2 separate regions of the Homo sapiens genome follow, and region 2 is linked to region 1. A link is a loop called in an ENCODE intact Hi-C map of the cell type or tissue named here. Cell type or tissue: heart right ventricle. All regions are shown on one strand. Links, peaks and the distances in the headings refer to the core of each region. The heading gives the core; the rest is flanking DNA. Region 1 overlaps TANGO6 (transport and golgi organization 6 homolog). Region 2 overlaps TANGO6 (transport and golgi organization 6 homolog).

Region 1 (15,957 bases), core at 4,110-12,109:
GCTTTTTTTTTTTTTTTTAAGAGATGGGGTCTAAGTCTCTCTCTCAACTTGTCATGATGTTTATTATTTGCTGGAGAAAAATTAAAATGTTAAATTATTAGCATGAATTTTACTGTTCATCTTTACATTGTGCAATGCCAATTCTAAATGCAAATATAAGAGCATTAGCTCCTACACAGAATCACTGAAATTACACAATTTGTATTTCATAGTTTACACATGCATATGTATTTCCTTCTTAGCAGAACAGTAGAAACTCTACACAACACGAATTCAACTTTTATTTTTTTTTTTTTTTTGAGACAGGGTCTCACTCTGTCACCCAGGCCAGAGTGCAGTGGCAAGATCATGGCCCACTGCAGCCTCAGCCTCCTGGGTTCAAGCAATCCCCTCACCTCAGCCTCCCGAGTAGCTGGGACTACAGGCACACCCCACCACACCTGGCTAATTTTTGTACTTTTTGTAGAGATGGGGTTTCACCATGTTGTTCAGGCTGCTCTTGAACTCCTGGGGTCAGGCAATCCTCCTGCCTTGGCCTCTCAAAGTGCCGGGATTACAGGCATAAGCCATTGCACCCAGCTGAATTCAACTTTTTTTTTTTTTTTTTTTTGAGACAGAGTCTCACTCTGTGTTACCCGGACTGGAGTACAGTGGCTCAGTCTCAGCTCACTGCAACCTCTGCCTCCCGGGTTCAAGCGATTCCCGTTTCAGCCTCCCAAGTAGCTGGGACTACAGGCGTGCACCACCGTGCCCAGCTACTTTTTTGTATTTTAGTAGAGACGGGGTTTCACCATGTTGGCCAGGATGGTCTCAATCTCCTGACCTCGTGATCTTCCCACCTCGCCCTCCCAAAGTGTTGGGATTACAGGCGTGAGCCACCGCGCCTGGCCTGAATTCAACATTTTTATTTCATTTCTTTTTTTTTTTTTTTTTTTTTGAGATGGAGTCTTGCTCTGTCTCCCAGGCTGGAATGCAGTGGCACAATCTAGGCTCACTGCAACCTCCACCTCCCAGGTTTAAGTGATTCTCGTGCCTCAGCCTTCCGAGTAGCTGGAATTACAGGCACCCACCACCACGCCTGGCTAATTTTTGTATTTTTAGTAGAGACGGGGTTTCACCATGTTGGCCAGGCTGGTCTCGAACTCCTGACCTCAGGTGATCCGCCTGCCTTGGCCTCCCAAAATGCTAGGATTACATGCGTGAGCCACCGTGCCCAGCCTCATTTCTTGATACATTTACATTCGACCAACACTGTCTACCTTTGATTTACTGATAAGAAAGGACTGAAAGGAACAAGAATAATGGGTTGCCCTGCTGTGCCATTATTTTCAGTGTAAATGACTGGCTAAAACAAGGAAGTGAATGAGTAAGAAAGATGCAGTCGGGTTCCATGGTCCTCTGTGTTTTTTAGAAAGCCATTGCCTTCTTTCTGTGTTCGAAGCAACGCATGGAAAGTGCATGAAAAGTGTCGCCTCTCCAAGCTGTTGGGGCCTCCATTTGCCCACTCTTAAATGTAACAGCCATGCCTGCCTTGTACTTGCTTCTAGCCTTGTTGCCCTCCCCCATATGGTGAGTCCACCAGAATCCTGTGCTTATGGGGCACAGTGAACTCCAGATGCAAATGCTCTGGCAAAGAGGAGTGAACACAATCTTACCTCCTCCACTGACATTCACGCTCCCTGTCCCATTGGAGTTCATTTACAAAACACAGGTTCACAGGAGGCTGAGGCAGGAGAATCGCTTGAACACAGGAGGCGGAGGTTGTAGTAAGCCAAGATCGCACCACTGAACTCCAGCCTGGGCGACAGAGCACGACTCTGTCTCAAAACAAAACAAAACACACACACAAGTTGAAAAATAAGATTATTACGAATTTTTTTTTTTTTGGAGACAGGGTCTCACTCTGTCTCCCAGGATAGAGTGCAGTGGCACGATCACAGTTCACTGCAGTCACAAACTCCTGAGCTCTAGGGATCTTCCAGCCTTAGCCTCCAAGCCCTAGACTGCAGGCGTGTGCCACCATGCCTGGCTAATTTTTATTTTATTTTATTTTATTTTTTTTTAGTAGAGATGAGGTCCTGCTATGTTACCCAGGCTGGAAGAATTTTAGGATGGCAACAGCAGATCATTAGACCAAGCAAACCTGGCCCTCTTGAGCATGGGACCTTGTGTGACTGCAGGTCGCAACCCTAGTTGTCTGGCAGTGTTTCAGTCGACATTCTTAGGAGTTTCTGCTTTTACCAGTTGAGAGACTAGCCAGGAGTGGCACGCATGAATGCCTTTATTCACTCATACTTTTTTTTAGGTATGAGCAATGTACCAGTCACTTTCTGAGGCATTGGGGCTATACCAGATTGAAAAAGGCAAGGCTGCCAGGCATGGTGGCTCACGCCTGTAATCCCACCCAGCACTTTGGGAGGCTGAGATGGGTGGATCACTTCAGGTCAGGAGTTCAAGACCAGCCTGGCCAACATGGTGAAACCCTGTCTCTACTAAAAATACAAAAATTAGCCGGGCGTGGTGGCACGTGCCTGTAATCCCAGCTACTCGGGAGGCTGAGGCACAAGAATCGCTTGAACCCAGGAGGCGGAGGTTGGCAGTGAGCTGAGATAGAGCCACTGCACTCAAGCCTGGGCAACAGAGCGAGACTCTTTCTCAAAAAAGAAAAAAGAAAAAAAGGCAAAACATGGCCTCAGTGTCAATAGTACTTACCATCTAGAGAGGAAAACCTTTTAAAGTACACAATAAATATTTATTTTATTTTTTATTTGTTTATTTTTTATACCACCAGCCTGCCCCACAACAAATATTTACATTACAGTCCTGATAGGGGCTACAAACAGAACTCCGGGAAGGGCAGGAAGACTTACCTAGGTGCGGGGGTTAGGGAAAGAATCCCGGAGGCCAAGGGTATAAGAGTCCTAGGAAGAGGAAGCAAAATATTAATAGCCTCCCAGGCTGAGGGACTAGCATATGCAAAGGCCTTGAGAGGAGCTTTGTTCAGGCAAGAAAAGAAAGAAGGCCGGCACAGCTGGAGCACAGGCGGCCAGAGGGAGGCCCGCTGTGGGGAAGGGTCGGCCTGGGGAGCTTGTTCTATGTAGCCCTTTCCCCTGACTTCCTGCCTTCACTCCCCAGTGTCCATGCTGATCAGGAATATCGAAAGATGGAAAGGCTCTTGCTCTCTTCTTATAGCAAGTCCAAGACACGTGGTGCTAGACACAGTCTACTTGGTGGAATGCTCAGGGGACTCTGGGCCCAGACCATGTGCTTGTTACCCGCTGAATTAACTATTTCCCATCATTTCCATTCGCCATCTCCAGTGAACTTTCCTATTCCTAAAATGTGGCCTCTCTTTTCTCTGATGTCTCATCACTCTCTCTCTGCTCCCTGTGACCTTTACCATGTTCTATTCTGTATTGTCTGTCTTTACGTGACTATCTTCTTATTCATCCCCACTAGACCAGAAGCCTTTTAAAGGCAAGATCTAGATGTTTCCATTGTTAAATGGCCTTACAAAGTCTTTGCGTAGAGTTGACTAAGTTAAATATACGTTTCTGTATTTTATTTTATTTTTATTTTTATTTTTTGAGACAGAGTCTTGCTCTGTCACGCATGCTGGAGTGCAGTGGCGCAATCTTGGCTCACTGCAACCTCCAGCTCCTTGGTTCCAGTGATTCTCCCATCTCAGCCTCCTATCTCAGCCTGGCATTACAGGCATGCACCACCACGCCCAGCTAATTTGTGTATTTTTAGTAGAGACAGGGTTTTGCCATGTTCGCCAGGCTGGTCTCGAACTCCTGAGCTCAGGTGATCTGCCCGTCTCGGCTACTGCACTCCAGCCTGGGAGACTTGGTCTCAAAAATAAAATATAGGCTGGGTGCAGTGGCTCATGCCTGTAATCCCAGCACTTTGGGAGGCCAAGGTGGGCGGATCACCTGAGGTCAGGATTGCAAAACCAGCCTGACCAACATGGCAAAACCCTGTCTCTATTTTTTAAAAAATTCAAAATTAGCTGGGCATGGTGGCGCATGCCTGTAATCCCACCTACTCCGGAGGCTGAGGCAAGAGAATCGCTTGAACCCGGGAGGCGGAGGTTGCAGTGAGCCGAGATCGCACATTGCACTCCAGCCTGGGCAACAAGAGCAAAACTGTCTCAAAAACAAATAAATAAATAAATAAATAAATATAAAAGAAAATAAAGAAACCGCATAGTATAATGGCTAAAATTATAGGCCCTATTTCTTTTAAGCAAAACACAAAATCCAGAAACCACAAAGGAAAACATTTGATAAATTTAACTACATCAAAAATGGAAATTTCTTCACCAGAATAAAAAATTTCACAAAGAAAAAATGCCAACTGGGAGAAAAATATTTGCAACTCATATGACAGATAATGGACTTAAAAAAAAATGGAGTTTTTACGAATCATTAAGGAGAAGCTGAATTATACATACCAGAAAAAAATACAAATTTATGTTTATATATTTGTTGGAAGTATGCAAATTCATAACAGCAAAATGCTATTTTTTTCTACTGGATTAGCAAAAATAAGGAGTTTACAATACATGGCACTGATAAGAATATGGGGAAACAGGAATTTTCACAGTGTTTGAGGAAAATGTAAATTCTTGGAACCTCTCTGGCCATATCTATCAAAATTGTAATGCGCATTACCCTTTGAGCCAGAAATTCCATTTCTAGATATTTGTCCTACAGATATACTTGTACATGTCTGTAATGACCTAAGTATCAGAATGCATATTGCACTGGGCACAGTGGCTTATGCCTCTAATCTTGACTACTCAGGAGGCTGAGGTGGGAGAATCACTTGAGGCCAGGAGTTCAAGACCAGCCTGCGCAATATAGCAGGACCCCATCTTCAAAAAAATGTTTATTGCAGCAATATTTGCAATAGCAAAAGATAAAAAGAATTTAAATTACTTTCATTGGAAAGATGGTTAAATAAATTGCATTACATTCATCCTCTGCAGCTATAAAAAATAAGTTATTTCCATATGTGCCAATTATACAAAGGATCTACAAAACATGTTAAGTGGGGGAAAAAATATGGTACACAACAGAGCGTAGAATATAATTTTGTACTTTAAAAAGGTAAGGGAAGGCTGGGCTTGGTGGCTCATGCCTGTAATCCCTACCTCTGAGGTGGGAGGGTTGCTTGAGCCCAGGATTTCAAGACCAGCCTGGGCAACATAGCAAAAAAATAAAAATGCCAAGCATGGTGGTGTATGCCTGTAGTCCCAGCTAACTTGGGAGGCTGAGATGGAGGATTGCTGGAGCCCAGGAGATTGAGGCTGCAGTGAGCTATGATTGCACTACTGTACTTTAGCCTGGACAACAGAGTGAGACCCTGTCTAAAAAAACTGGGGGAGAGGGGACAAGAAACAGAAATATACACATGTGTGCTTGTAAACACTTAGAAAATGTCTTCATATGAATGATGTCCTCTGAGAAGGGAAACAGCTAGGAGTCTGGAGTAGAACAGAGCCTTACCTTTTAATATGTACTCTTTTGTACTGTATTATCTTTTCAATAAAAATAAAAAATAAGAACACAGGCTCTGGATGTTGGAAACCTGGCTCCATCATTTTTTTAGCTGAGTAACCTCAACCCTCTAACCCTCTGTTTCTGCAAATATAAGATGGGGCTAATAACCTTCCTCTAGGCCGGGCGCGGTGGCTCACGCCTATAATCCCAGCACTTTGGGAGGCCGAGGCGGGCAGATCATGAGGTCAGGAGATCGAGACCATCCTGGCTAACACGGTGAAACCCTGTCTCTACTAAAAATACAAAAAATTAGCCAGGCGTGGTGGTGGGCACCTGTAGTCCCAGCTACTCGGGAGGCTAAGGCAGGAGAATGGTGTGAACCCAGGAGGCGGAGCTTGCAGTGAGCCAAGAGTGCGCCACTGCACTCCAGCCTGAGCGACAGAGCACAATTCCGTCCCAAAAATAAATAAATAAGTAAAAATAACCTTCCTCTATAGGACTGGCAGAAAAATTAGATCATATATAGAAAGTACCTAAAATAGTACCTGACCCAAAAAGTAGTAGTATTTGAGGCAAAAAGCCCTGGACCAGAAGTAACTTTACAAGTAGCTGCAGACAAGTCACATGACCCCCTGTGGCCCAATTGCCTCCTGTACCTAGTTGGACGAGTTGGTCCCTAAATCTCCTTACTTTTTTTTTTTAATTTTATTTTTTGAGGTGGAGTCTCACTCTGTTGCCCAGGCTGGAGTGCAGTGGCATGATCTTGGCTCACTGCAACCTCCGCCTCCCCAGCAGCTGGGATTACAGGTGCGTGCCACCACACCTGCTAATTTTTATTTTTAGTAGAGATGGGGTTTCACCTTGTTGGCCAGGCTGGACTCAAACTCCTGACCTCAAATGATCCACCTACCTTGGCCTCCCAAGTGCTGGGATTACAGGCCTGAGCCACCACACCCGGCCTCAGTTCCCTTATTTTTGTTTCCCTGTTCCGTTGAAACCTGTTTCTTGCTAGAAGTTCTAGCTCCCAAGCCAGGAGGATTTTTTAGGGAAGTAGGAGCTCCTGTGAGTAGGTACTTTTGACACCCTCCCAATTCCATATCAGACCATAAAATCGGAGCATTGGTCATGAAAAATGGAAACTGTAGTAGCAGACTTTTTTTTTTTTTTTGAGACAGAGTCTCACTCACTCTGTTGCCCAGGCTGGAGTGCAGTGGCTCGATCTCGGCTCACTGCAACCTCCGCCTCCTGGGTTCAAGTGATTCTCCAGCCTCGCCCTCTGAGTAGCTGAGATTATAGGCGTGTGCCACTTTTTTAAGATGGAGTCTAGCTCTGTCACCCAGGCTGGAGTTCAGTGGCGCCATCTCGGCTCACTGGGCTCACTGCAACCTCCGCCTCCTGGGTTCAAGTGATTCTCCTGCCTCATCCTCCCAAGTAGCTGGGATTACAGGTGCCTGCCACCACGCCCAGCTAATTTTTTATATTTTTAGCAGAAACAAGGTTTCACTGTGTTGGCCAGGCTGGTCTTAAACTATCCTGACCTTGTGATCTGCCTGCCTCGGCCTTCCAAAGTGCTGGGACTACAAATGGCAAATTTTTGTATTTTTGGTAGAGACAGGGTTTCACCATGTTGGCCAGGCTGGTCACTAACTCCTGATCTCAAGTAATCTGCCCATTTTGGCCTCTCAAAGTGCTGGGATTACAGGCATGAGCCACCGCACCGGCCTGGTGACAGATTTTTAAAGTAGGGGCAAGGAAAGGTATGACTGCTCAAGAAATAGCCTCCTAGGCCAGGCGGGGTGGCTCATGCCTGTAATAGCAATACTTTGGGAGGCCGAGGCAGGCAGATCACAAGGTCAAGAGATTGAGACCATCATGGCCAACAAGGTGAAACCCTGTCTCTACTAAAAATACAAAAATTAGCTGGGCGTGGTGGTGCGCACCTGTAGTCCCAGCTACTCAGGAGGCTGAGGCAGGAGAATTGCTTGAACCCTGGAGGCAGAGGTTACAGTGAGCCGAGATTGTGCAACTGCACTCCAGCCTGGCAACAGAGTGAGACTCCGTCTCAAAAAAAAAAAAGCCTCCTGGGTTTCATAAGATAATTGCCCGTACTGTGGGTGCCAGCAGAGGGCTTTATGGGGATCTGGGGAGGAAAATGCTGGTAATCATTTGCTCTGGGAGCAACCATATCTGGGCAGTCTTGCCTGTCTGTGGTCCTGAGGTCTCTGCCATGCTTTGGGACTGAATAAAGGAGTCTGGGAACTATGATTTGGCCTGGGAGTAAAGGGGAGCAGAAGCCCCAAGGCCATGTAGCTAGGCATGGGGTGAGTGAGAAACACAATGGGAAACCTATCTCAGTACGAGGGCTAGCGCCACCCCTGCCTCCTTCTCCAACCCAAGATGGCCATGCATTATCTTCTTTTTTTTTTTTTTTTTTTTTCTGCACCGTCATGGCTCACTTTAGCCTTGACCTCCCAGGCTCAGATGATCCTCCCAACCCCAGCCTCCTCAGTAGCTGGGACTACAGGCATGCGCCACCACACCCGGCTGATTTTTGTATATTTTGTAGAGATGGGGTTTTGCCACGTTGCCCACGCTGGTCTCAAACTCCTGGACTCAAGTGATTTGCCTGCCTTGGCCTCCCAAAGTGCGGATTACAGGCATGAGCCACTGCACCCAGCCACATTATCTTCAGGAAGTCTGTGGATGTCCTCACAGATCTCCTCAGGCAGGAGGAGAGGGCAGTTCAGTCGTACTGAGAAATGCCGGCACAGTAGACAGGCGGTCATGGCTGTCTCTCTCATGCAGGTGCTGAGCGCCGTCCTCAAGGATCTCTACCACCTGCTGAAGCACGTAGTGTGTCTGGAGCCCGATGACGTGGCCAAGCTCCATGCCCAGTTGGCCCTAGAAGAGCTGGATGACATCATGAAAAACTTCCTGTTCCCTCCACAGAAGCTGGAGAAGAAGATCATGGTCCTGCCGTAGACCTGGCTCCAAGGACGTGGAGGAGGCAGGCAGGGCCAGGCACCCAGAGCCGTGCCCAGGTCTTCCAGCAGGTGGCCCTGCTGCCTCTTGAGTGCTGGCAGCATGGCTGACCCTCGGGGTGGTTTTATGGTGCAGGTCACTTGGGTCTTCAGGGTCCCTTCCGAGGGCATGTGTTCAGCACTCCCGCGTTCAGCCTGAGGGGTGTACAGTTAAGAGAAGACAGTTACAGATCTCATTAATCTACATTTTTCACTGTCCTCTAGCATTGAAAGAAGGATGTCTACCTGGTGAAAGTATATTTTAACATGACTGATGGAATTTCACTAATTGCCCACTCTCTTGGAACTTGAGGAGAAGCGGTTGGCCACCCATATGTCACCTAGCTCTATATTCTTTCAGGCTGAGATTCTTCTTCAGGAAAATGAGGAGCAGAACTGGCCACCCTTGGCTGCTCAAGAGGCATTTCAGAGTAGGAGATGCAGTTGGAGGTGGGGAGGGGAAGGAAATAGTTATCAAATAATGCAAAATGGAATAAAGTTATCTTGGATGGAAAGAACAGGGCTAAATCTGGTCCTCTGGTGTCGAGATGGAAAACTGTGGAGTTGAAGAGGCTCTGATGCCCAGAAAGGACAATCAAGCTGGTTGACTCTTCCAGAGAAGAAGGGTAAGCCCTGTATTTATCCTCCCAGGCCATTCTTCTTCACTCCTGCTGCTGTTTGCAGAGAGTTGCCCTGATTATCAGGAGAAAAGAACCACGAGCATCCAGAGAGTTTACATCCTGCCTTCTGTCCTCTGCTCCTTCAGAAAGATGAATGCCTAGACAATGGGTTCACACTGAATGCAGGCTGGAAAGAATGCATGCTGGTGGCCTAATGCCAGGGCTGTTGAAACAATTTCAGATATAGCACTGTGGTCTCCACTTTATTTCTTTATATGTTTTGGCCGCTGCATTTTGATTGCAGCTAAAAGAGATAACAGAAAGGAGATACTGGCTGGCTGCTTCATATTAGCCCTCTCTGTTGTCAACACCTTGATGAGGCCAACCCAGAGATGCTTGATCAGTCCTCAGCTTTGCAGGGCTAGGTACAGAATTTTATCACAGGATTTTATCACGCTCTCTGGGGTGACTAGATCCACAGGAACCAAAACGCAGTTTCCAAAAGCTCGAGTGACTGAAGGATCTATACACAAACATGGCTATTTGCTAGTTAACAACAGGATATTTCTCTCTGGCCAGATCACAGACATGGTTCTGAGTCAGATCTTCCTTGGTGGCATCCCTTTAAAGAGGCCATCTTATGAACAGGATCACAAGTGAGCTTAGTGAGCAGAGAGTTAGAACAAATCTAGCTAGGTGTGTTTAAGGAATATTTCCATTCAGCTAGTGTAGCTGGATTAATTTCTATTCTCCAAATCAAGGATGTCTAGAAAATGGGCATTGTGGCTTTCAAATCTAAGAAGAATCTCCTTTGGGCCAGCTGGATGTACAATAAAAATGCTTGTTTCTTGGCCTTCCTTTAACTAGACTCCACGCAACCCACTTCAGACCAGCAGATCGAATGTGTTGCACAATCCATTTTACTTACAACTTCATTTGCATTAACCGCATTCCAGTTCTGAGGACAGATCCTGATTGACCACCTTGATTAGTCTAAGACACTATCTAGTCCAAAATCCTCGAGTGCCTCATGAAGCATCCTAGTACCTTTATCTCTATTTATAGATCACCTCTTAATTTGAACTATTTGGCAAGTGGCTGAAAACATCTGTTCTTTATTGATTTTTTTTGAGGTGGGGTCTCACTACGTTGCCCAGGCTATTCTCAACTTCTGGACTCAAGCAGTCCTCCCCCCTCAGCCTCCTGAGTACCTGGGATTACAGGTATGTGCCATTATGCCTAGCTCTTTATTGATCTATTTCTTCTTTCTTTCTTTTTTTTTTTTTTGAGACAGAGTCTCACTGTGTCACCCAGGCAGGAGTGCATTGGCACAACCTTGGCTCACTGCAACCTCCAACTCCTAGGCTCAAGCATCAGCCTCCCAAGTAGCTGGAACCACAGGTGCGCACCACCATGCCTGGCTAATTTTTGTGTTTTTTAGTAGAGACAGGGTTTCTCCATATTGGCCAGGCTGATCTTGAACTCCTGGCCTCAGGTGATCTGCCCAACTTGGCCTCCCAAAGTGCTGGGATTACAGGCATGAGCCACCGTGCCTGACCTTTATTTTAAGACAGTTTTGCTCTGTTGCCCAAGCTGGTATGGAGTAGTGCAGTCATGGCTCACTGCAGCCTTGACCTCCTGGGCTCAAGGAATTCTCCCACCTCAGCACCCCCGAGTAGCTGGGATCACAGGTGTGCACCACCATGCCTGGCTAATTTTTAAAATTTTAGCAGAGATGAGGTCTCGCTATGTTGCCCAGGCTTGTCTCAAACTCCTAGGCTCAAGCAATCCTCCTTACTCGGTTTCCTAAAGTGTTGGGATTACAGGCATGAGCTACCATGCCTGGCCAATTTTTTTTTCTTTTTAACAGACAGGGTCTCACTTTGTCACCCAGGCTGGAGTGAAGTGGCATAATCATACCTCACTGCAGCCTTGACCTCCTGGGCTCGAGCAATCCACCCACCTTAGCATCCCAAGTAGCTGGGACCACAGGTGTGCACTATTGCACCTGGCTAATTTTTTTTTGTAGAGACAGGGTCTTGCTATGTTGCCCAGGCTGGTCTTGAACTGCTGGCCTCAAGCAGTCCTCCCACATTAGCCTTCCAAAGCACTGGGTTTATAGGTGTGAGCCCCCACACTGGGCCCTAATGTAATCCTCTTAAACATGACCAAATTATTAAAAATTTTCAGATTTTCTATATTATGTGTGTGTGTGTGTGTGTGTGTGTGTGTGTGTGTGTGTGTATGAATGATAGTCCTTGGGAAAGAATGTTAAAACTTTAGGATAATAAAAGCACAAAAACGGCCGGGCACAGTGGCTTACGCCTGTAATCCCAACACTTTGGGAGGCCGAAGTGGGCAGATCACCTGAGGTCGGGAGTTCGAGACCAGCCTGACCAACATGGAGAAACCCCGTCTCTACTAAAAATACAAAATTAGCTGGGTGTGGTGGCGCATGCCTGTAATCCCAGCTACTCAGGAGGCTGAGGCGGGAGAATCGCTTGAACCTGGGAAGCAGAGATTGTGGTGAGCCGAGATTGCGCCATTGCACTCCAGCCTGGGCAACAAGAGCGAAACTCTGTCCCAGAAGATAAATAAAAGCACAAAAACTTAAACGAAATACACGGGAACAAAAGTGACACTTCCCTACATGGACCCTGTGAGGTGTGTCTTGCCTCCCATCCCCACCCTGCTCTTCTCCCTCAGAGACCACCTTCCCACCTCCCACCGCCCCTTCTGCTGCCGCCTCCACCTGGCTTGCTGAGGCTCTGCTGGCCCCTCACCTTCGGCGTCCTCCACCACCCAGCAGCCTTTCTCCTAGATTCCTCTGTGGCACTCACTCAGCCTTGTGCTTGGTCCCGTGCTGCCTCCTCTCCTTTTTCCCCTTCTAGGCTCTTCCTCCTCTTCCCAGGCCCGCCATCCACCACCCCCTTGCTCTACAGGGGATGGCTCAGCCACAGGAGACATGCAGAGGCCCCACTTGTGGCTACAGCCAAACCCCAGGCTTCTGCCCAAGCTTCAACTGCTTTTTCAGGTTAGACTTCCTGAACATTCTGGAGAGTTTCCCCTCTCTGCTTTGTTTTTCTTCCTCCTTGGCACAAACTTGCCCTTCTCCAAGTTCTCTGTTATTTAATCAGAAATCTCTTAACTTTTGCTTTGCTCCTTATCATCTCTCCACACTCATAATTTCCCATATTTCCCAATCTCCTCTTCCACGTCCCTTGCTTTGTTGTTGCTTTTTTTTTTCTTTTTGTATTTTTAGTAGAGACAGGGTTTCACCTTCTTGGCCAGGCTGGTCTTGAACTCCTGACCTCATGATCCACCTGCCTTGGCCTCCCAAAGTGCTGGGATGACAGGCATGAGCCACCGCACCCGGCTTTTTTTTTTTTTTTTTTTTTTTTGAGACAGAGTTTTGCTCTGTTGCCCTGGCTGGAGTGCAATGGTGCGATCTTGGCTCACTGCAGCATCCGCCTCCCAGGTTCAAGCAATTCTCCTGCCTTAGCCTCCCAAGTAGCTGGGATTACAGGCATCTGCCACCACGCCCAACTATTTTTTTGTATTTTTAGTAGAGACAGGGTTTCGCCATGTTAGCCAGGCTGGTCTCCAACTCCTGACCTCAGGTGTTCTGCCCGCCTCGGCCTCCCAAAGTGCTGGGATTACAGGCATGAGCTACTGCACCCGGCCCTTGCTTCGTTTGTTCACCCCTCTCCTCCACTTCTTTGCTTTCCTATGGCTCTGCCTGCTCATCCACATGTAAGAGCCAGTGTGCCAGGGACTGGGGTGTAGGAAAGCAAACCACAAGCAACGACAACGATTTATCGAGCACCTATTACGTACCAGATGCTGCACTGGGCCCTGAGAACACAACAGTGAACAAAACAGAACTCTTACCCTCGGGGAGAGTTTATGAGGCAGTGGAGGGAGACAGATAACAAATAAGATAAACAATGTCAAGTGGGGCCGGGCACAGTGGCTCACACCTGTAATCCCAGCAATTTGGGAGGCTGAGGCAGGCGGATCACCTGAGGTCAGGAGTTTGAGACCAGCCTGGCCAACATGGCGAAACCCTGTCTCTACTAAAAATACAAAAATTAGGCAGGTGTGGTTGGGCGCGCCTGTAATCCCAGCTGCTCAGGAGGCTGAGGCGGGAGAATCACTTAAACCCAGGAGGCAGAGGTTGCAGTGAGTGAGACTGTGCTACTGCCCTCCAGCCTGGATGAAGAGCAAGACTCCATCTCAAAAAAAAAAAAAAAAAGAAAAGACAAGAAAAAAAAGTAAAGTGGTGAGAGATGCTATGGAGAAAATAAAGTCAGGAGGGAGGAGCGTGGGAACAGTAAGTTGAGATTTGTTGTTCAGAGGTAGCCTCGCTGAGAAGTTGCTATTTGAATAACGATCAGGTGAATTAATGAGCACTAAAATAATGGGGAAAGAGTGTTCCAGGTAATGGGAACAGCAAGTGCCAAGGCCCAGAGGTAAGAGCAGGTCTCAGGAGGAAGGGGTGCTGAAGTAAGAGGATCGCTTGTGTCCAGGAGTTTGAGGCAGCAGTGAGCTGTGACTGCACCTCTGCACTCCAGCCTGGGCAGCAGAGTGAGACCCTGTCCCCAAAATGGAAAAAATAAAAGAAATGCATATAACCATACCCAGCCAGTTTTTTCCCCTCCATAAAAAGGAAGCAGTGATCCCCAGCCCTTTTCATGCCACCCCCCAACTTGGCCTCGGTGGCTCTGTTGTTTCAGCTCCTCTTCTCTGGTAGCAGCAGTTTCTCCTCTTTGGCTCAAAAAGGAGAGCAAGCGTGTTGATCTACCCTGGGTCCATCCACCTGTTTTGTCTCTTTGTCTGCGAGGGTGACTGAATGAAGTGCTGCCTGCCACCTGACTGTGCCTCTCACCCAACTGTTTGCCGCATTGGAGGGCTGGCTACAACATGTGAAAGTGGATCAATTGATAAGTCGAGAGATGAGTCATCTGACCTGTGCAAAACCAGATAAGCTTCTGCAGTCTTTGCACAGAAATCTAAAATCTCGGCCAGAATTTCTGTGGCAAAGGGAGAGAGTCAGAAACCGGAGCTGTGAGAGGTGCCACATTTCCCTGACTATGAGGGGTCTTCTTCCCCAATACGCCCCTTCCCCCAGCAGCAGCTTTGACCTCAGAGGGCCTGGCTGTGTCCTCAGCAAGCTCTGCAGCTACAGACATGCTGCAGTCACATGCAGCAGCCACACTGCAGTGCGCGGCACCTCTGCCTGCCATGCTCCACTCTGTTGGAACTGAATCACCGCTTGGGGGTTGGGAACCTGTGTTGCTCCTTACAATACCCGGTGCTGCCTCTTTCCTGCAGGCAGAGCTCAGGGCTGTGCTCAGCGCCCTCTGCACAGGCTGGCAAGGTGAGAGGGGAATGCAGACCCCACCTTCGGCCCTGGAAAGCTGAAACATCATTAGGGAGGTCATCCCCTGTTGTCCTCCCCAGTTCTTCATAGGGAGTCCGTAGCTCCACGCTACCAGGCCTCAGTTTTTGTGCCCCTCCTCCAGAGTGCCCTCTGCGGTTCTTTGTAACACAGTGTTGCAAGATCAGTGTTTGCATTTCCTTTATTTTGGAAAGTCATTTTCCATCCATAAGCTTGTCTGATTCTCACAACAATCTTGAAGAACAGGGAGGCAGGCTCTTGACATCCTCCCTTGGTGGGATTTGGCTCCAAGTCTGCTGGGTCGCAGCCAGGAGCCTGTTTACTACATCGGAAGACCCTCCATGAAATGTTTTGAACATCTGTTGAATACAATGGAGCTTCTTCCCACAAAGTGAGTACAGAAGTACAAGCCTTTCAAGCAGAGTAGAGTTTGAGATGCAAACTCAGGTACTCACATATACACATGAATCCCAACACGTGGGGCCCACCAAGAAGGCGTTTGTGCTCCACTGACACATGGTCGGCGCTGCCTACCACCTCCCCCGTGCTGGCCCTCTGCCCTCCAGTCTGAGGAGTGGTACAGCCCGCAGGTACAATGCCTGGCTGCTGTGCGTATTTGTGTACATTTTCAGATGATACGTGATGTGACTTAGAACAAGTTTAATGTATCTGTAGTTTGTAATATGTGCACTTGGCACTTTTTTTTTGGAGACAGTCTCTCTCTGTCACCCAGGCTGGAGTGCAGTGGCACAATCACAGCTCACTGAAATCTCTATTTCTCAGGCTCAGGTGATCCTCCCACCTCAGCCTCCTGAGTAGCTGAAACTACAGACGTGCACCACCACACTGAGCTAATTTTTTTTTTTAGACGGAGTCTTGCTCTGTTGTCCAGGCTGGAGTGCAGTGGTGCAATCTCGGTTCACAGCAACCTCTACCTCCCGGGTTCAAGCAATTCTCCTGCCTCAGCCTCCCGAGTAGCTGGGACTACAGGGGCGTGCTACCACGCCTGGCTAATTTTCGTATTTTTTAAAAAGTAGAGACAGGGTTTCGCCATGTTGCCCAGTCTGGTCTCAAACTCCTGGGCTCAAAAGATCCACCTGCCTCGGCCTCCCAAAGTGCTGGGATTACAGGTGTGAACCACTGTGCCCAGCACGATACATATTAATTCCCTTGACCCTCACACTCTGAGATAGGTCTTACTATGACTACAGATGGGAAAACTGAGGCACACAAGAGGCAAATTACTTGCCCAGATTACATGACCAGTAAGGAGTAGCCAAACCAGTATTTGGACCCAGGTAGTCTTTCTCCAAAGGCTGTGCTTTTTACACTGTGCATTGCTGCTGCCCAAGAGATACCGTATTTCCAAAGAAAGAAAAATTCCCACGATCTCACCTCAACTCCTGCCC
Region 2 (15,957 bases), core at 4,802-12,801, 110 kb before region 1:
ACTTTTTACACCCTAGTTCCAATCCCCAGAGATTGCCATCTTCATACCCCTCCTTTTTAAAGTAGTTTCTTCTAGTAATTATTTCTCTGTTTATAAATAAAGTGCTTACACAGACCTCTCTTGATTTAAAAAATTTTGGACATGACCTACTCACTTTCTACATGTTAGATGTGGACCTAGTGCACACACATAGGTGCACACGCATAGGTACACACATGCTCAAACAACTTCTGCCATTTCCCATCACAACTTTTGGCTAAATCATTGGGCACTGTTTACTGCTGACCATGTGGATGTTATTCAGTGCTGAGCCTAGTGCAGTCGTCAGCCTTCCCTGCACATTTGCTTCCTTTTCTGCGTACATACTGATATATTTTCCAAAGATCCAGCAACTCTATCATGCACATATCATAATTTTGCTCTAGTTTTGTTCTATTTACCCAGACTTCAGCCTTTGACACCTATCCCATTGTCTTTTTCCTTGGTTGTGGATTCATACCTTTTTTACACCTTGTCACTTTAGTGAGATTTCAGGAGAAAGAGGATGCAAATGTTTGTGGTCATTCTGCTGTGTTAGTTGCAAATTCTTTTTACTTTCAAAGTAGAACAGCTGACTAGCTGTTCTACTTTGAAAGACAAAATTTGTTAAAATGTTTTAAACATAAATTTTAAAATTTATCACAGATTTTTTAAAACATTTTATTTATTTATATCATTCAAAATTCAAAATATTCCCAACACAGAGAAATGGTAAACATTTGAGTGATGAATATGCTAGTTACCCTGATCTGATCGCTATATTATATCTATTGAAACATCACCATGTACCCTATGAATATGTACAATTATTATTTGCCAATTAAAAAATTAAAAGTAAAAAAAATTTTTAACTTACTAAAAGATACAAAAATAGAAAGTCTCTCTCTCTCACATTTATCCCCTTGTCACCCAGTTTCCCTCCCCAGAAATAATCAATATTATTAGTTTCTTGAGTATCCTTCCAGAATTATTCAATGAGTGTATATTTCCCCTTTGTACACAAATAGTTGAATTCAATAGAGACGATTTTGCATCTTGCTTTTTACTTAACAATAGCTCTTAGAATTCATTTCATGACAGTTATTTAAAAACATATTAATTTTTTTTTTTTTTTTTTTTTGAGACAGAGTCTCGCTCTGTCGCCTAGGCTGGAGTGCAGTGACGCGATCTTGGCTCACTGCAACCTCCGCCTCCTGGGTTCAGGTGATTCTCCTGCCTCAGCCTCCCGAGTAGCTGGGATTCTAGGGATGCATCACCGTGCACAGCTAATTTTTTTTTTTCAGTAGAGACGGGATTTCGCTATGTTGGCCTGGCCAGTCTCGAATTCCTGGCCTCAAGTGATTCTTTCACCCACCTCAGCTTCTCAAATGCTGGGATTACAGGCGTGAGCCACTGCACCTGCCCTTATTCATTTTTTAAATGGATGCCTTATATTCCACTGTATGAATGACCATCACTTAATCAATTTTCTGTTGATGCAAATTTGTTTCCAGTCTTTTCTATTACGAATAGTGCTACAGTGATGATTTTGTACATAAAGTGATTTCCTGCTGTGTTAATATACCTATTAGGATAGATTTCTAGAGTAGAATTTCTGGCTTACCACAGAATTTAGACTTTTAAATGTAATACACCATTTTCTTATGAATGCAAGACATTCTATGAAATGCAAAATACTTGATTTTCTTTTTTTGTTTGTTTTTTTTATTTTTTGAGATGGAGTCTCGCTCTGTCACCCAGGCTGGAGTGCAGTGGCACGATCTCAGCTCACTGCAACCTCCATCTCCCTGGTTCAAGCAATTCCCCTGCCTCAGCCTCCTGAGTAGCTGGGATTACAGGTACACACCACCATGCCTGGCTAATTTTGATTTTCTTTTTTAATCAAGTAACGGGTTACAATTCATTTTCCCCCTCTTTCTACTCTCACCCTGCAGGGGCAACCAAAACAGATTCGGATACAAAAGGAAGCTGATATTCTGCTCTTGGCAGTGGATTTCCCTTTATATTTAAGATATGCTATATTATTTTCTTCCTTTCTCTTCTATTTTAAAAACCTGCCAGGCGTGGTAGCTCACGCCTGTAATCCCAGCACTTTGGGATGCCAAGGCAGGCAGGTAACTTGAGCTCAGGAGTTCAAGACCAGCCTGGCCAACATGGTGAAACCCCGTCTCTACTAAAAATACAAAATTAGCCAGGTGTGGTGGCATGCACCTGTAATCCCAGCTACTCTGGAGGCTGAGGCAGGAAGATTGCTTGAATCTGGGAGTTGGAGGTTGCAGTGAGCTGAGATTGTACCACTGCACTCCAGCCTGAGACAGAGCAAAACTCTGTCTCAAAATAACAATAATAATAATAAAATTTTTAAAATAAGAAATAAAAACCTAAAAGGGCAGATATGAAATATTTTCTTATAGTTTCTTAATAACAACTTTTTGAGATATAAGTCACATACCATACCATTGATCCACTTAAAGTGAACAATTCAGACCAGGTGTAGTGGCTCACGCCTGTAATCCCAATATTTTGGGAGGCTGGGGAGGGGGGATCACTTGAGTCCAGGTGTTTGAGACCAGCTTAGGTAACATAGTAAGACCTCGTCTCCACAAAAAATAAACAAAATTAGCCATGTGTGGTGGCACACACCTATAGTCCCAGCTATACTGAAGTGAGAGGATAACTTGAGCCTAGGAAGTTGAAGCTGCAGTGAGCTGTGATTATACCAAAGCACTCCAGCCTGGGCGACAGAACAAGACTCTGTCTTAAAAAATAAAAAATGAGGCCGGCTGCAGTGGCTCACGCCTGTAACCCCAGCACTTTGGGAGGCCAAGGCAGGTGGATTGCCCAGCCAGACCAACATGGTGAAACCCCATCTCTACTAAAATACAAAAAATTAGCCGAGTGTGGTGGTGCGTGCCTATAGTCCCAGCTACTTGGGAGGCTGAGACAGGAGAATCATTTGAATCCGGGAGGCAGAGGTTGCAGTGAGCTGAGATTACACCACTGCACGCCAGCCTGGGCAACAATGTGAGACTCCATCTCAAAAAAAAATAAAATAAAATAAATAAATAAATAATGAAATAAACAATGCACTGGTTTTTAGTATATTTTCAGAGTGTGTAACCATCACCACAGTCAACTTTAGAAGTTTTTAAAATTTTGAGACAGGGTCTCCCTTTGTCACAAAGGCTTGAGTGTGGTGGTGTTGTGCTAGCTCACTAAACCTTGAATTACTGGGCTCAAGTGACCAACTTGCCTCAGCCTCTCAAGTAGTTAGGACTAGAGGCATGCACCACCATGTCTGGCTAATTTTTTTTTTTTTTTTTTTTTGAGACAGTCTCGCTCTGTCACTCAGGCTGGAGTGCAGTGGCATGATCTCAGCTCACTGTAACATCTGCCCTCTGGGTTCAAGCAATTTTCTTGCCTCAGCCTCCCAAGTAGCTGGGAATACACGTATGCACCACCATGCCCTGCTAATTTTTGTATTTTTAGTAGAGACGGGGTTTTGCCACGTTGGCCAGGCTGGTCTCAAACCCCTGACTGCAAGTGATCCACCTACTTCAGCCTCCCGAAGTGCTGGGATTACAGGTGTGAGCCGCTGTGCCCAGCCTATCTGGCTAATTTTTTAAATTTTTGTAGAGATGGGGTCTGGCTGTGTTGCCCAGGCTGGAATTTTAGAACAATGGCCCCCAACCTTTTGGGCACCAGGGACTGGTTTCATGGAAGACAATATTTCCATGGACGGGACGGTGTTGGGAGGGCGGGGATGGTTTCAGGATGAAACTGTTCCACCTCAGATCATCAGACTTTCCATTCTCATAAGGAGCACACAACCTAGATCCCTTGCATGTGCAGTTCACAATAGGGTTCACACTCCTGGGAGTATCCGTTGCCTCCAATGATCTGACAGAAGGCAGAGCTCAGGCAATAATGCTCCCTTGCTGCTCACCTCCTGCTGTGTGGTCCCGTTCCTAACAGGCCATGCCCGGTAACAGTCTGCAACCTGGGGGTTGGGGACCCCTGTTTTAGAATGTTGTTATCACCCCAGAAAGAAATTTCGTAACTATTAGCAGTCACTCCCTGCTTTCTCAAACTACCACAGCCCTAGGTAACCACTAAATCTACTTTTCCTATGTAGAGATTTGCCTATTCTGGACATTTCATTTCAATGGAATTATACAATGTGTGGGTTTTTGTGTTTCTTGTAGTTTTGTTGGCAGAAATATCTGTGAGTTTCAAGTGAGTAGGTGGTTTTCCGGGTTGCTGTGGGTATTTTGGGAAGTTGTTATCTGCCCAGGAGAAATGAGGCAGGTTAGTTTTGAGGTAGGAATGGCTTAGCAGTTCCCTGGGATAGAGCCAGTTAGCAAAGACATTTTAGAATTAGACTGACTTCCCTGTTAATGCAAGAGTACTAAGTAAAAGTACACGACACCCAAACTCCTTTTGCTACTCAGAATCACTGAGTAACACGCTGTGGGATCATCTTGAAGTCAACACTGTTTTGCTCAAAATATGTGTGTGGCTTTCAGGGAAGTCTTGGGGGAAGAAAAAAAAACAGTTATTTTACAAAGTTGACAGTCTGTTTTGTTACATGTAGTTATCGTAATAACATTTTTTTTTTTGAGACAGAGTCTCACTCTGTCGCCCAGGCTGAAGTGCAGTGGCGCCATCTCGGTTCAATGCAACCTCCACCTCCTGGATTCAAGAGATTCTCCTGCCTCAGCCTCCCGAATAGCTGGGACTACAGGCGCACGCCACCACGCCCAGCTAATTTTTGTATTTTTAGTAGAGACAGGGTTTCACCATATTGGCCAGGCTGGTCTCAAATTCCTGACTTCGTGATCCACCCACCTCAGCTTCCCAAAGTGCTGGGATTACAGATGTCAGCTACCGCACCTGGCCTTTTTTTTTTTTTTGGTGAGATGGAGTTTTCACTCTTGTTTCCCAGGTTGGAGTGCAATGGTGCAATCTTGGCTTACTGAAACCTCCACCTCCCGGGTTCAAGTGATTCTCCTGTCTCAGCCTCCCAAGTAGCTGTGATTACAGGCACCTGCTACCACACTCAGCTAATTTTTTGTATTTAGTAGAGAGGGGGGTTTCACCATGTTGGTCAGGCTGGTCTCGAACTCCTGACCTCAGGTGGTCCACCCGCCTCGGCCTCTCAAAGTGCTGGGATTACAGGCGTGAGCCACTGCACCCAGCCTAGCATTTTTTTTTTTTTTTTTTTGAGACGGAGTCTTGCTCTGTCGCCCAGGCTGGAGTGCAGTGGCATGATCTCGGCTCACTGCAAGCTCCACCTCCCGGGTTCACGCCATTCTCCTGCCTCAGCCTCCCGAGTAGCTGGGACTACAGGCACCCACTACCACGCCCAGCTAATTTTTTGTATTTTTAGTAGAAACGGGGTTTCACTGGGTTAGCCAGGATGGTCTCGATCTCCTGACCTTGTGATCCGCCCGCCTCGGCCTCCCAAAGTGCTGGGATTACAGGCATGAGCCACCGCGCCTGGCCACCTAACATTTTTTTAGTTACGTTAATTCACCAATATTCTACGCACTGCCTCCAAAAAAAGTTCAGAATGCGTCTGTGAACTCTTCCCAGTTTGGATTCACTTTTACCTTCTCTATATCTCATCTGTTGCACCACATCCTAAAATGCATAGCTAGTTTCCTACGGTCAGAGCAGAAAGAGGTCTCTCTCACACAATCCTTTGGGTCTCATTACCAAAGGGATTGATGTGTGATGTTTTCTTGAATCTTGTGCTGACCCAGAAATTACCCCATTTTCAAGTCACAAAGGAATTATCAAGTGTGATGGGCCCATGGTCATGTGAAGGTTATGGCCGTGCTTCCACAGAGTGTCTAAGTACAGAAAGTTTTTTCGAAATAAATAAAAACAAGCACACAAAATCTCATCCCTTTCATTTTTATACAGTCTTAACCATCATGTATGACTCTCTTCACTGCTTGGTGGGTAAAGGGGGAACTGCTGTTATTCTCCAGGGATTTATAAACTCATAGGTGGCACCTGTATCCTAGAAGGTAAAACTCAAACAGCCAGCCATTTGGCAGCCGTCTGTGGAACAGGCCAGCAGGAAGATAAACAATTGCTATTAGATCTGGGACTGTGGGAAGCAAGGAAACTGGGCTTTGCTTTGGGAACCTTTTTATGGAAGATTGGGAGAACTAAAAGCTCCCTAATGAGTTTAAAGTTTAGCATTATAGGAAAAGCAAAAAAAAAAAAAATCTGAAAAATCATTGTTAACCAGAAAAAGGGTGTGTTAGGATTATTTTAATTGAAAAACAGTCCAACTGGCATGAGCATTAGAGGGTGTTTATTGGCTTTTCTATCCAGAAAGTCGAGTGGGTGGAGTACACCTGGGTCCCGGAGCTGAAAAGATGCCATCGGGTCTCTTCTTCTTCTTCTCCCTCCCTCTCAGGCTGGCTCTCCCTCTGTGTTGGTGTCATTCTTGTGTGGGCTTTTTCCACATGGTGGCCACTGGCAGCTCCAGATTAGTCTCTTCAATGGGTGGTGGGGAGGGGAATTTATCTTTCCCAGTAGTGTCAATGTGGGTTTCAGGATCGAATCTCATTCCCTGTTCCTGAACCAGTCATGGTGGTGGGGATGGAATGGAAGATCCTAACTGGCCAGCCTGGGATACAAGTTCACACCTGGAGGGGGAGAAAGTGGGTATAGTTAGCCCACTCAAACCACACAGACTGAGAGTAAGAAAGGGATATTTCTCCAAAAGAACACCATGGTGGTGTTGTTACCAGAAGAGAGAGTAGATGCTAGGTGTAATCACATGTCTGCCCACTACAGAGAGGAAGTCCAGAGCTCATTTGGCCAGGATAGTATGTTCACAGAAGTAAATGACTGTTCTCTGCTAAAGACTAATGAGAGAAAATAGGAATAAACAACAGTAAGGGCCCGGCACGGTGGCTCATGCCTTTAATCCCAGCACTTTGGGAGGCCGAGGCAGGTGGATCACCTGAGGTCAGGAGTTTGAGACCAGCCTGACCAACATGGAGAAACCCTGTCTCTACTAAAAATATAAAATTAGCTGGGCATGGTGGCACATGTCTGTAATCCCAGCTACTCAGGAGGCTGAGGCAGGAGAATCACTTGAACCCGGGAGATGGAGGTTGCAGTGAGCTGAGATCACGCCATTGTACTCCAGCCTGGGCAACAAGAACAAAACTTCGTCTCAAAAAAAAAAAAAAAAAAGACTATGTTAAACAACAGTAAGAGGGACTTTAGTAATAGGTTTCAGAAAAGCTAGAAATAGATCAAAGTTTTATAAAGCAAATCCCATTTTTCCACTGTTTTCCATTGCAAAGTCATGACTACATTCCTAAAAGGAAACACCCACCAGATTTTCTGAGTTGAGAACTTCTGATTTTAGAAAGTAGCTATGGGCCGGGCGCAGTGGCTCACGCCTGTAATCCCAGCACTTTGGGAGGCCGAGGAGGGCGGATCACCTCAGGAGTTCGAGATCAGCCTGGCCAACACGGTGAAACCCCGTCTCTACCAAAAATACAAAAATTAGCCAGGCATAGTGGCAGGCACCTGTAATCCCAGCTACCTGGGAGGCCGAGGCAGGAGAATTGCTTGAACCGGGAGGTGGAAGTTGCAGTGAGCCGAGATCAAGCCATTGCACTCCAGTTGGGTGACAGAGCGAGACTCCATCTCAAAAAAAAAAAAAAAAGAAAGTTATGATAGCTGCAAATCTGTAATATATACCAGGCCTTGTAATATATCAGTGATATAACACCTGCCAGAATTGCAGTTGTGGAGGTCTTTTAGAAGTTGGAGGCTATTTCTGTTTTTCTTTTTTTGAGACCTCACTGTCACCCAGCTGGAGTGCAATGCTGCAATCATAGCTTACTGCGGCCTAGAACTTGTGGGCTCAAGCAATCCTCCTGCCTCGGCCTCCGAGTAGCTAGGACTACAGGCACACATCACCACACCTGGCTAATTTTTTTAAAATTATTTTTATAGAGATGGGGTCTCCCTATGTTGCCCAGACTGGTCTCAAACTCCTGGCCTCAAGTGATCCTCCCACCTCAGCCTCCCAAAGTGCTGGGATTACAGGTGTGAGCCACTGCACCTAGCCCCCTCTTCTTTCTCTTAGCAAACAATTCATTTACCCTTAGGCCTCAGACATTTTTTTCTTTTTTTCTTTTTTTTGAGACAGAGTTTCACTATTGTTGCCTAGGCTGGAGTGCAATGGTGTGATCTCGGCTCACTGCAGCCTCTTCCTCTGGGGTTCAAGCGATTCTCCTGCCTCAGCCTCCTGAGTAACTGGGATTACAGGTGCCCGATACCACGCCCAGCTAACTTTTTGTATTTTTAGTAGAGACGGGGTTTCACCATGTTGGCCAGACTGATCTTGAACTCCTGACCTCAAGTGATCCACCCACCTCGGCCTCCCAAAATGTTGGGATTACACGCGTGAGCCACTGCGCCCAGCCGATGCAGACATTTTTTTCTATGCTACAATATTCCATAACTCCGTGTTGAACCTCCAAGGACTTCTTCATCATTTTATATAATAGAGTGAACTACAACTACAGTGTCACATTTTGGCAACAGTGTTGTGCCACAGCCTGAATCTCTCTTAAGAGCAGAGCTTCTGCTTGCATAAGATTAGAGCCCATCTTAGGACTGAAGTCCTAAGATGGACTCTGGATTGGAGGTGTGGTTTAGGACCACATGCAGAGGTGCAGGCTTAGGACCACATGCAGAGATTTCCCAGGCTCTTTGGAAGCAAGAAAAGATGGGGGTGGGGAGGGCAGAAAGGAGGATGGGCAGACAGGTGCAGCCCTCAGCAGGTGCTCCGCCTTCACAGCTCAGCAGATGCGGCGGATAAGGCCAGTGAAGAGTGTGGATGTGATTTAGAAGAGAATGGAATCACAACCTATAACATAAAAAACTGCACGTAGACTTTGCCTGCAAGGCTGTCAGTTTAAACACGAGAATGGTAAATTTAGATGAAAAATAAGTATAGATTTCTCAAGCATTTATATTACTTCTTCCCCATCCTCTCTTTCTTAATTCCTGAAATTTATATCAGGACTGTATATTTGAATCCTGTTTACTCATCCATCCATTCATCCATTCATTCATTTAGCAGGTAGTTACTGAGCACCTGACATGTGCTAGGACTCTTCTAGGCATTGGGGATACAGCAGGGAACAAAAGAAAATCCTTGACTTTATTATAGAGTTCACATTCCAAGGAGGAGAGCAGACAATAAGGAAATACACAACCTGTCAGGTGATATTAAGTGCTAAGACAAATGAAGCAGGGTGAGAGGAGTAAAGAGTGGCAGGGGAAGGAGGGTGCCGTTTTATATGTGACAAATGTGATCTGTGAGCAGAGACATGATAGGGTTTGGGAGCAAGCTGTGAGGCCACCAGGAGGAGCAGCAGCAGATGCAGAGGGGAAGTGAGGCCGACTCCTCCGAGCCAGGATCACTTGGCCTACTGGAGAATAGCAAGGAGGCCAGGAAGCAAGGGAGAGTGTTAAAAGATGAGATCAGAGAGAGAACAAAGGAAGGCGGGGGATGGGGACTGCTCATATTCAGGGAAGAAGGGAAACCACTGAGGGGTCTGGGCAGAAGCATGAAGGGGCCAGACTTATGATTCAAACCAAATAGCTCCATCTGCAATGGATGAAAAAGGTAGAAGCAGGGAGACCAATGAGGGGATTATTGGAGAAACCCAAAGCAGAGTTGATGGGCCAGGGTGCTTGGGGTAGAAGTGGGTTCTCATCCTGGAACCCCTATTTCTACTTATTCCTTCTTTACTTTTTTTCTTTTTCGTCACTGTTCTTTATAGTGTGTAATCTTTTTCCTGTTCTCTGCTAAAGACTAATGAGAGAAAATAGGAATAAACAACAGTATAGACATGAATGGTAGAATTTGTAGTTATATAGTTTTGAGGCCAACCAGGGGTTTTGTTCTGGATCTGTCTGGTCATCTCTCACCTCCCTGCCACCCCTAAAAAGGTTGCTGAGTATGGGGCTGGGCTCAGATTATGATAACACTGTTCCAGGCTACACATTTAGAAGGCGCTGCTGTGGATAGGAGAGAGGATCAGCAAGTCCTACGAAGGGGGGACTCAGGGTCAGGGTCTTCCCTATTTCTGTTGATTAGGAAACTCAGCCATGAGCTTAGATCTAATATTGATCATGTCCAGGATGCTCTGAAAATGTTTCCTTGTGGAAACTGCTCCCATCACTGGCAGTTCCACAGAGGGAAATTATACAGGAATGGAGAACTGCAGCAAAGGCAGGAGGCATTGCCTGGATCATAGAACGTCAGTGCTGGGAGTGACCTTAGAGATCGTATCAGGCTGGGACTAGACAAACACAGGAGTCTCAACTACCAGGCCCATCTTCGTTCCACTCACTATGCTGACTCTCCAAACAATAGGCAGCCCTTGCTGGGAGAGCTTTAGAGATGGTTTTCAGCATCTCTGCGTTCATCCCATCACAGGGTGACTGGTTTATTTGCCTTTTGATCGTAAACAGTAATGAATCCTTTCTTTTTGTTTTCAACCCCAGGGGTTGCCCTGCTGTCAGACGTCTATCCTGAGAAAATCTTGCCGGACTTGTTGGCTCAATATGACAGCAGCAAAGACAAGCACACACCAGAGACCAGAATGAAAGTCGGGGAAGTCCTTATGCGAATCGTCAGGGCATTAGGTGAGTTTTCTTGTTCCATCCACCTGGAAAAGGGTGGAGGATCAGTGTGACTTTGAAACCAAAATGTGTGTACCTGGGGGCTTGTTACACTAGTGTGGTGAGGGTAGTTTGAGGGCTGGGATGTACCCATTTAGGAATTTAGGAAATATTCCGATGTCTACTATGAGACTGAAAGCAACAATGTCCTTTTTCTTAAACCTGCTTAGTCTCTCGCCAGGTGCGGTGGCTCCTGCCTGTAATCCCAGCACTTTGGGAGGCCGAGGCAGGTGGATCACCTGAGGTCAGGAGTTCAAGACCAGCCTGGTCCACATGGTGAAACCCTGTCTCTACTAAAAATACAAAAATTAGCTGGGCGTGGTGGTGTACGCCTGTAATCCCACTACTCGGGAGGTTAAGTCAGGAGAATCGCTTGAACCTGGGAGGCAGAGGTTGTGGTGAGTCGAGATCGCGCCACTGTGCTCCAGCCTGGGCGACAAAATGAGATTCCATCTCAAAAATAACAACAACAAAAAAAACTGCTTAGTCTCCTTCCCTGGGAGCTGTGTTGGGCCCTGATTTTCAATGGAGCTGGAATTAGAAGTCTCACACTTGAGCAGCAGCAAGCACAAAAAGAAGAGGAATGTCAGCTGGGCACCATGGCTCACACCTGTAATCTCAGCGCTTTGGGAGGATCACTTTAGGCCTGGCAGGAGTTCAAGTCCAGCCTGGGTAACATGGCAAAACCCCATCTCTACCAAAAATTAGCCAGGATTGGTGGCACACACCTGTAGTCCCAGCTACTCAGGAGGCTGAGGTGGGAGGATCACCTGAGCCTGGGAGGTCGAGGCTGCAGTGAGCAATGATTGTACCACTGCACTCCAGCCTGGGCAATAGAGCGAGACTCAGAAATAAAGAATAGGAATGTCAAGCAGGGAAGGAAGAGTGCTGACTCTTGCTGAATGTCTACTGCATGCCAGGTTGTCCATATATATAATCTCATCTAATTCCCCAACAAATCTTGTAAACAGGCTGTTACTAAACCTGTTTTACAGATGAAGAAACTGTAGCTCAAACATTTTCAGCAATTTGTCCAAGACTCATTCAGCTGGTAAGTGATAGTGCTGAGAACTGAACCACCAACTTGAAGGAAGTTACTCTAGGCTGTATAAGCTGACAATAGTAGTTAAGGGATAGGCTCTAGACTTACACTGCCTCACTTCAAATCCTGAACTGCCGCGCTTTTTTTTTTTTCATGGTAGAGTTGGGGTCTCACTATGTTTTCAGGCTAGTCTCAAACTCGTGGACTCAAGCAATCCTCCCACCTCAGCCTCCCAAAGTGCTGGGATTATAAGCATGAGCCATTCTGCATCTTATTGGCTGTGTGATCAGGGAAATGTTTCTTTCTTTTCTTTTTTTTTTGTTTTTTTCAAGACAGGGTCTTACTCAGTCACCCAGGCTGGAGAGCAGTGGTGCATTCATGGCTTACTGCAGCCTGAACCTCCTGGACTCAAGTTATCCTCCCTCCTCAGCCTCCCACATAGCTGGGACTACAGGCATATGCCACCATGCCCAGTTAATTTTCTATTTTTTGTAGAGGCAAGGTCTCACTATGTTGCCCAGGCTGGTCTCAAACTCCTGGGCTCAAGCAATCCTCCTGTCTCTGCCTCCCAAAGTGCTGGGATTACAGGTGTGCGCCATCGTGCCCAGCTGAGGGGAATGTTTCTTAACCTTGGGTGCCTGAGTGTTCTAATGTGTGAAATGATGATATTATGGGTTTGGTTTTTGTTGTTGTTGTTGTTATTTTTGCAACAGTGTCTCCCTCTGTTGCCCACATTGGAGTTCATTGGCACGGTCATGGCTCACTGCAGCCTTGACCTCTTACGCTCAAGGTATCCTTCTACTTCAGCCTCTTGAATAGCTGGGACTAGAGGTACATGCCACCACACCTGGCTAATTTTTGTATTTTTGTAGAGATGGGGTTTTACCATGTTGCCCAGCCTGGTCTTGAACTCCTGGCCTCAAGCAGTCTTCCCACCTTGGCTTCACAAAGTGCTGAGATTACAGGCATGAGCCGCTGCACCCAGCCAGAATGAGGATATTAATAACACTTAACTCATAGGTCTGTTGTAAAGATTAAATAAGGTGATTCTTACAGTGTTATTTGGCATACAATAAGGGCTCAGTAAAATTTTATTTTTGCCTACGCAAAAAAGATTTAAACATTTTTTAAAGATTAAAAATGAAGGAAAACAAATATTTTTTGCTGTTTATTGAGTGCTCATATGAAGCTAGGAGGTGGGACCCTAGGGAACAAGGACAAAGAAAACAATAGTTCATTCTGAAGAGAGAGGTTAAATTAAGATGAATTTCTCCATAAGCCAGCAAGTACACTTTGAATATTTTTATACTGGGCTATATAACATAGAATTGAGAGAAGATTCATTTATTTAACCTGTGCTCCATAGACTTAACCATTAGCTGTCACACTGAATATCACTAGAAGCCTTAAAATAAGGCAAATCAATCATACAGGTGAGAGCCAGTGGTGTACAGTATCCATTTGAGCCAGCTAGCGGCCATATTGAATTTTGAGAATGAGGTTCCGTTTTAGGGCTGTGTTCTTGTCATGCATGGCCTATATCAGATTGTGTTATAAAGTATAGCTGTTGGTGGTTAATATTTGGCTTAATAACAGTGCCACACTTCTTTTATTCTTTAAGTTATATCAGCACTTCTTAGGTACTGCTGTATTTGTCCTTGGCTTTTTAGTAATTCCATTATATACTCACTAGCCTATTATCTAAGGCAGAAAAAGAAGATATAATCTTAACTTCAGCTTGGGCAATTTGTCTGTGAGCTATAGTAAAACTTGTAAATTTTACTCTTTATCTGGTAGGGGAAGATTTTGGAGAACAAAGTGGAGGTGGGGTATCTTTTTGCCACTTGCATCAGGAGATCACACTGAATCCCTCCTTCATCAGCACTTCAGAGGATTTATAGAAATTCCATATAGCCATGCACTGTTTGTATGGACATAGCCCTTAATTTTCCTAATTTCTAGGTGACTGTTCTGGCTAAGGATGATAGAACCTAGGTCTCCAACCACTTAAATCCTTGTATCAGTGAAAGGAGAATTACTTGAGAGTGAAATTTATTTTGTTTTTGTTTTTTTTTTTCTTTTCTGACCAATGGATTCATGTCACAGAGAGTGAAATTTATTTATTTATTTATTTAATTTTTTTTGTTTTTTTGAGATGGAGTCTTAGCCAGGCGTGGTGGCTCACGCCTGTAATCCCAGCACTTTGGGAGGCCAAGGCGGGCGGATCATGAGACCGAGACGACGATCAAGAGATCGAGACCATCCTGGCCAACATGGTGAAACCCTGTCTCTACTAAAAATACAAAATTAGCTGGGCGTGGTGGCACGTGCTTGTAGTCCCAGCTACTCAGGAGGCTGAGGCAGGAGAATCTCTTGAACCCGGGAGGCAGAGGTTGCAGTGAGCTGGGATTTCACCACTGCAACGCCAGCCTGGCAACAGAGCCAGATTCCGTCTCAAAAAAAAAAAGAGATGGAGTCACCCAGACTGGAGTCCAGTGGTGCCATCTTAGCTCACTGCAGCCTCTGCCTCCTGGGTTCAAGCGATTCTCCTGCCTCAGCCTCCCGAGTAGCTGGGACCACAGGCCCACACCACCACGCCCGGCTAATTTTTGTATTTTTAGTAGAGACAGGGTTTCACCATGTTGGACAGGCCGGTCTCGAACTCCTGACCTCAGGTGATCCGCCTGCCTTGGCCTCCCACAGTGCTTGAATTACAGGTGTGAGCCACTGCACCCAGCTGAGAGTGAAATTTAAAAATACATTTTTTTCTAAGAAGAAAGATGAACTTTCTATATTTGCCTTAGTTCTGAATTTGGATCTAAAACATGCCAGACAAGTACACCATTATAATAAATCATTCTCTCATAGTAGGTGTGAAGGGTGTACCACTGGGATTATCAGAGCTGAGAAGAATATAAACCATACATAGACAACATCAACGTAACATGTATTTTCTCTGGTAGACCGCTACCTTTGGGATGATAAACACTAAAAGTACATATTTCAGAGTCCCCATTGGCCAGTCCAAATCATTTCCTGGGGTGAAAGTGGAGGTGGGGATGAAAGGCTGGATAGAGTTGAGGTGAGGCCTTACTCCTCCTTACATAGTCTTATAATTAGCCCAATTTCCAAAACAGCCTTCTGGCATTTCAAAGCAAATTCCACTAATTCTCAAAGTTCCCTTCTTTCTGTAGCCTACTCTTCAGAGTGTCCAACTGTAAACATAGCCTTAGCTTTAACTGCTAGTTTCTGTTTCACATCATCAACTTGTCCTGGTGCATAGATGAAGTGGTGTGTTGAAATCCTTTGAATAACATTAAAGCCCAATTTGACAACATAGCCAATATTCTTTGTTTTCTAGTGTTGTGGAAATGCTGTGAATAGCCACTTGGTAAAGCTTCTCTAATAAGTCCCCTAGTTCCCTCAGCCTAGGCCTTGCTCTCTCCCCACCCCTACCTCTTCTCTGCAGTGGTGGGAGTTGGTGGGAGAATGCGGCCCACCCGTGGGAGCAGGGTGCAGTACACTATGTTACCTCTCCACATCATGCTAGTTCCCTAGCCACACCTACTTGTCTTCCTGCCACTAGATCATAGTGCAAAATCAGCAGGAGCTTTTTTTCTTTCCATTAAAAAAAAATTGAGGTAATACATATATACAGTAAAGTATATAAAGTATATGATTTTTTTTTTTTTTTTTGAGACAGGGTCTCGTTCTGTTGCCCAGGCTGGAATGCAGTGGTGCGATCATGGCTTACTGCATCCTTGGCCTGTCAGTCTGATCTGCCTCCCTCAGCTTCCCAAGTAGCTAGGACCACAGGTGTGCGCCACCATACCTGGCTATTTATTAAATTTTTTATAGAGATGGGGGTCTCGCTGTGTTCCCCAGGCTGATCCCGACCCCCTGGGCTCAAGTGATCCTCCCACCTCCACCTCCCAGTGTGCTGAGATTAAGGCGTAAACCACAGCACCCAGCCTGAAGTATATGAATTTTTTTTTTTTCTTGAGACGGAGTCTTGCTCTGTTATCCAGGCCGGAGTGCAGTGGTGTGATCTTGGCTCACTGCAACCTCCACTTCCCAGGTTCAAGGGATTCTCCAGCCTCAGCCTCCCGAGTAGCTGGGACTACAGGCGCGTGCCA

Evidence for each region. A loop is a pair of places that touch in the nucleus more often than their neighbours do. Peaks named below come from ENCODE experiments on the same cell type or tissue, not always from the same donor. Only the 100,000 strongest peaks of a DNase experiment are listed, where the experiment ranks them.
Region 2: it touches region 1 in a loop (1.8-fold over the local background); 2 of 110 quality-filtered maps call a loop at or near these places.

The regions. Positions count from the first base shown.
Region 1 is chr16:69,075,173-69,091,129 of GRCh38, forward strand. It overlaps TANGO6 (transport and golgi organization 6 homolog), which reads left to right. Exons shown (of 18, transcript NM_024562.2): 18 at 8,313-10,010. The coding sequence ends at 8,489. It also overlaps a transcript of HAS3 not described here. Among named protein-coding and RNA genes, the nearest start is that of HAS3, 23 kb to the right of the region's middle. RefSeq lists enhancers at 2,744-3,263, 13,800-14,029, 13,902-14,779. In heart right ventricle, for the core only: a CTCF peak has its summit at 8,588 (motif pointing right); no DNase peak of the experiment used is centred there.
Region 2 is chr16:68,963,426-68,979,382 of GRCh38, forward strand. TANGO6 (transport and golgi organization 6 homolog) reads left to right here. Exons shown (of 18, transcript NM_024562.2): 15 at 10,603-10,743. Among named protein-coding and RNA genes, the nearest start is that of TANGO6, 130 kb to the left of the region's middle. RefSeq lists enhancers at 9,082-9,582, 14,297-14,797. In heart right ventricle, for the core only: no CTCF peak of the experiment used is centred there; a DNase peak (open chromatin) is centred at 9,505.